Linked DNA regions of Homo sapiens: region 1 is linked to region 2. Evidence: read pairs that join two places in POLR2A ChIA-PET (ENCODE). Cell type or tissue: Caco-2. All regions are shown on one strand. Links, peaks and the distances in the headings refer to the core of each region. The heading gives the core; the rest is flanking DNA.

Region 1 (2,806 bases), core at 306-2,805, 70 kb before region 2:
AAAGGCAAGCAAGGAGAAACATCAAATTTATGGTGAAGCTTGGGGGGAAGAATGATGAAATCATTGATACTCTATGAAAAGTTTATAGGGACAATGGCCCCAAAGAAATCAGCAGTTTACAAATGGATAACTCTTTTTAGGAAGGGACTAGAAAACTGTTGAAAATGAAGCCTGAAGCAGCAGACCATCCATGTTAATTTTCAAGGAAAAAATTAATCTTGCTCATTCCCTAAATAAAAAGGACTGATAATTGACAGCAAAGACAATAGCCAACACCATAGCCAACTCAATGGTTCGACTTACACAATTCTGACTGAAAAGTTAAAGTTGAGCATTTCCACTCAAAGGTACAAAAATTTATGTGTCCAGATCAGCTGCAGACAAGAGCAGAGCTTTCAGTGGAAATTTCAAACAAGTAGAATTGAGATCCTAAAGCATTTCTTCAAAGAGTTGCAACAGAAGGTGAAACATGGCTTTACCAGTACCATCCTGAAGACAAAGCACAATCAAAGCAATGGCTACCAAGAGGGGCAAGTGGTCCAGTCAAAGTAAAAGCAGACTGGTCAAGAGCAAAGGTCATGGCAACAGTTTTTTGGAATGCTCAAGGTATTTTTCTTGTTGACTTTCTGGAAGGCCAAAGAATGACATCTGCTTATTATGAGAGTGTTTTGAGAAAGTTAGCCAATGCTTTGGCAGAAAAATGCCCAGGAAAGATTCACTAGAAAGTCCTTCTCCACCACGACAATGCTCCTGCTCATTTCTCTCATCAAACAAAGGCAATCTTAAGTTCCTATGGGAAATCATTAGGCATCCACCTTACCATCCTGCTTCGGTTCCTTCTGACTTGCTTTTGTTTCCTAATCTTAAAAAATATTTCAAGGGCACTCATTTTTCTTCAGTTAATAATGTGAAAAAGATTACATTAGCATGGTTAAATTCCCTGGAGCCTCAGTTCTTTGGGGATAGACAAAATGGCTGGTATCATGTCTTACAAAAGTATCTTAATCTTGAATGAGTTTATGTTTTAAAAAAAAAGTATATTTTTTAAATTTTTATCTTTTATTTCCATTTTTCATAAAATGTTTGAAATTCCCTCATGTACAATTTAAAATCCAATTCGTAATTGATCTAAGCCTCTCAGCATAACATCATATGCTACTATTCTTTCCGTTAAGGAGTATCATATTTATTAATTGAATAAAATAAAGTTTGTTTAAAACCCTTAGGTAGACTTCATTTGGTCCATGGGTTGCAGATTGGATAGTCAGGTTTCTGGCATCCTATTTGAACCTCCAAGGAATTCAGTCTTCTAATTAAGACTTAGAAGATGGGCCAGGCATGGTGGGTCATGCCTGTAATCCCAGCACTTTGAGATGCCAAGGCAGAAGTATCGCTTAAGGCCAAGAGCTTGAGACCAGGCTAGGAAACATAGTGAGACCCCATTTCTAAAAATATTTAAAAATTAGCCAAGTGTGGTGGCACATGCTTGTAGTCCTACCTACCCAGGAGGCTGAGATGGGAGGATCGCTTGAGCCTAGGAGGTCGAGGCTACAGTGAATTATGATCACACTACTACACTCCAGCCTCAGTGACAAAGAGAAACCCCGTCTCTAAGAGAAAAAAAAAAGGACTTAGAAGGTGGAACCTTCCCAACTTAGCTCCCAAGTCTTCCTAATTCTATGATACTCAACTCTCCCAACCCACTTCAGAGGTGAACTTATCTGCTCTGTTTTAGAAGTTAGTAGTCCTCATCTGAATCTGTGTGCTCCTCAATATTTCCCAGATCCTTTGCCATAGGTTGGCCAAGCTTTGAAGTCTTGGCTTGTAGGATACAGGAGAAAATGATGTGTGTCACTTCTGGGCCTGGTCCTCAGCAAGTCCCACAATAGATGTCCCACCTGAACAGTTAGCAGAGCCATAAGGAAAAAGGAGCCTGCCTGGGTCCCTGAGACACCACCTGGAGTGAAGCTGCCCAATAGAATAAGACACATCCCATTAACAAAAATTTTGTGTGATGAACCACTGAGATTTGAGGGTTGTTCATCTCAGTGGCTAGATAACTGTCCCTAACACATACTCCAGGCTGGAATTCAGCCCAGGAAGTCAAAAAGGTGAGACTTTCTGAGCATTTGAGACAAGAGTGAGTGAAAGTAATTGCTCGTATATTACTCAGGGTCACTCTGATGCACAGAATGGCGTTCTGCCAGAAAATAGCATTTAAAGTGTGTTGGTTTTTACACTATGTTTATAAACTAATTTAACAACTCGTGAATTAAAGTCCTGCATTATAACAGAAATGAAAATCATATCTGAAATTAGAGAATTGTTAATGTAATCCAACAGTTAATTATTTGCAAGGGTTGAGGGGGGTGTTAGTGATATATTCAGTATTTAGGTGTTTCTTGAACCAGTTAAAGATTCCTTTTTATATAAATGTATAAATGTTGGTTATAGCTTTCTCATTAGGATTAATGGTCCTAATTTATACACTTACTAGATTTGAGTAAGTACATATGATTGTACTAGTTTAGATATATTATCTCAAGTGGGACATAAAGTAAAAAAACTATTTCTTGAAGCAGCAAAGAGCACACATAAAAGATACTTTTGAGAGCTAGATACTGAACTAGATATTTTGAGAGCTAGATACTGAACTAGATATTACAAAAATCACAGAAATTACATATAAATTGATTTCTAAGAAAGGAAACAATAAATATTATGTGTTGTGTTATACAAAATTAGAGCATGTGTTTATGTCCACATTCACTGTGATTTTTAACACTGACATGTGTTGAAGAGAATC
Region 2 (2,806 bases), core at 174-2,673:
AAACAAAAAACACTGCAGATCACTCACTCTAAGCCTAGCACTGTGCTAGGCATTGTACGGGTCTTATTTAATAGCATATAACAATAGCATATAAGTAGCCATCATGGTTATTATCAGGAAATTAAGGTTTAACAAAGTTAGAAATTTGCCAAAGGTCGACACAGGAAATGGTAGATCTGGGATACAAACTCAGGCATACTCTTACCCAGTTCATCCTTAAACTGATAGAAATCCAATGGATTCCATGTTTAAGCTTCACTTCTTCCTCCACTCACTCTGGGGAATATGTCCTAGCACCCTCCCCAGTCCCCAGCAGGGCCCGGGCCTAAGGGGTAAGGTTCCTTGCATTCGAGGGCAGGTCCTTTAGAAATCTCCCTGCCCTACTCCTGCCCCCACACTCACCTGAGCAGTGTCATGGATCCAGTCCAGAAACTCAGCTACCTTGGCGTAGACACCTGGGTGATTGGGCTCTGCGCAGCCACGCCCCCAGCTGACCACCCCCACTAGGCGCCATGTGTCCCCATCTGGGCACACTAGGGGGCCCCCGCTATCTCCCTAAGGGATCCAGGCATGGAGACACAGAGAAACAGCCAGTTAGTTCTTCCTGATGGAGAGCACCAGACCACTATGGCAAGTGGAATCTCCTTACTGGGCCCCGCCTGCTTCTAGCTGAGATATCTGCTGGCCTCACCCCTCCTTAAACCCTTAGCATGAGCTCCAGACTTGCCTAGGTGCCCCTCCTTCTAGAGAGGCTGTCTCACACCACTGACAAGCTCAGACCAGGGCAGGGGGCCAAGTCACAGCAGGCCCCCTGCCCTCCCACCCCCACCTCCACTCCCACCCTCACCCCAGCCACCACAGGCCACACCTGGCATGCATCAGCCCTTCCGTCCAGGTAGCCAGCGCAAAGCATGCGGGGGGTGAGGGCTCCGCTGTACACGCAAGAGCTGTTGCAGAGCTGAGTGCTGAACAAGGGCACCACCGTGTCCTGGAGCATATCCGAGCTGTAAGCTATGAGAGACACCGAGAAAAACTGCAGGGCACAAAGCAAGGCCCAGGCAGGCAGAGCAGCAAGAGGGGAGGTAATTCGAAGTCCCAGAGACAGGGAGACCCAAAGAGGCGAGCCCAGGGTGGGAGCTGTGGACGCTGAGCAAGGAAGCAGTAGGCTATCGGACTTGGGGGCTGGGAGTGGGAAGAGCAGGAGGACTCACACATACACCAAATGTGAGACCATGGCGCTCCTGGGACAAGGGGAGGGGGAGTAAAAGGGTCTGGGTTTAGGGAAAACTTGCAGTAGATGTTCTCCCCAGAAAGGCCCAAGCAGGGGAGACTGGAGACCCTAGGCCTGACCAAGGGTGATGCCAGGGAAAAACAGGGCTGGCACTGTCATGTGGCCAGGGGATGTGGCCTTGCCTCACCCTGGGGAAGAATGCCTCCCACACCCGCCCCTGCACCGAGGGCCCAGGGAGCTGACTCACTATGGCTAGGGTGGGTGTGGCCCCAGCCAGACACCCAGCACCGCGAGCCCTTCGGAAAATGCTGTTCCTTGGCCGGCAGGCACACAGCGCCCACAGTGTCTGTAGAGAGGCACATGGTCCTGGTCCCCAGTCAGGCTTGGCTTCCCCCACTGCAGAGCCTGGGCGAAGGACCCAGGACTGGCAAGTCCTCCTCAGCCCCCTTCTCAAACAGTCCTGGCTCCTGGGTTCCACCAGCCAGGCCTCCTAGATGGCTATGCAAGTGGGGCACTGTCCCATCTTTGGGGTCCCCTGTCACAGAGGACAGCATGCAAACTGCAGTGTGCATGGCGCCCTCTATGGGTGGACAGGACCCATGCTGCCCCCTCCCCACACCTGGGGATGGAGTGGGGGTGAAAATTCTTTCAGGCCATGGGCACCCAACTTCTAATGAGGACAGTGTTTCCAAAAACGTGACATATCCCATGGGTGCAGCCATGCATGATTTTAGGTAGTACATAGGCACACTATTGAGTAAAGCATTCACTTGGGGAGAACGCCATGTCCTTTTCAATTCTCTTTCAGTCCCTCTAACCGCATCACAGAGAAAGACTTCATTTGGTGCTGGTCTGTGCCTTTCTTACTGCCTGCCGTCCTCCCACCAAACAGGAGACAGCACGCCCAGGTGCAGCAACTTCTGCAGCGGACTCAGCTACCTAGAACTTCCACACTGATTTCTTTTCATGCTACATATTTTTGTGGTTAGGATCTATTTATTATAAGTAACATAGGTTCTCTAGTTAGGTAAGTAATATAGGTTCTCTAACTAGAGATACTAATTATTATCTATTTACTATACCTATTTTGTATATTTAAATAGTAAATATGCTATTTACTTACTATACTATATAGTAAATATACTATTTATTATAACTAAATAAGTATATTTAAAAGAGAAATACTACTACAGTAGATACTCATGTAGTATCTACTACTTAGATACTAATATAGTCGTATTTTTCTTTTAAATACACTTATTTCGGTCAACTAAGAAAGTTTTCTTTTCCTTTTTTTTCTTTTTTTTTTTTTGAGACGGAGTCTTGCTTTGTCACCCAGGCTGGAGTGCAGTGGCATGATCTCAGCTCACTGCAATCTCTGCCTCCCAGGTTCAAGTGATCCTCCTGCCTCAGCCTCCCGAGTAGCTGGGACTACAGGCATGAGCTACCACACCCAGCTCATTTTTGTATTTTTAGTAGAGACGGGGTTTCACCATGTTGGCCAGGCTGGCCTTGAACTCCTGACCTCAAATGATCTGCCCACCTCACCCTCCCAAAGTGCTGGGATTACAGGCG

Evidence for each region. ChIA-PET counts read pairs that join two places held together with the same protein. Peaks named below come from ENCODE experiments on the same cell type or tissue, not always from the same donor. Only the 100,000 strongest peaks of a DNase experiment are listed, where the experiment ranks them.
Region 1: POLR2A ChIA-PET joins it to region 2 with 8 read pairs; 2 of 35 experiments call an interaction of 5 or more read pairs at or near these places.

What each region holds. Positions count from the first base shown.
Region 1 is chr11:113,619,292-113,622,097 of GRCh38, forward strand. All of the region lies in intron 1 of LOC107984390 (a long non-coding RNA gene), which reads right to left. Among named protein-coding and RNA genes, the nearest start is that of TMPRSS5, 86 kb to the right of the region's middle. In Caco-2, for the core only: no CTCF peak of the experiment used is centred there; no DNase peak of the experiment used is centred there.
Region 2 is chr11:113,689,363-113,692,168 of GRCh38, forward strand. TMPRSS5 (transmembrane serine protease 5) reads right to left here. Exons shown (of 13, transcript NM_030770.4): 10 at 1,479-1,577; 11 at 869-1,011; 12 at 403-555. Among named protein-coding and RNA genes, the nearest start is that of TMPRSS5, 16 kb to the right of the region's middle. RefSeq lists enhancers at 1-479, 707-1,906. In Caco-2, for the core only: a CTCF peak has its summit at 1,808 (motif pointing left); a DNase peak (open chromatin) is centred at 1,489.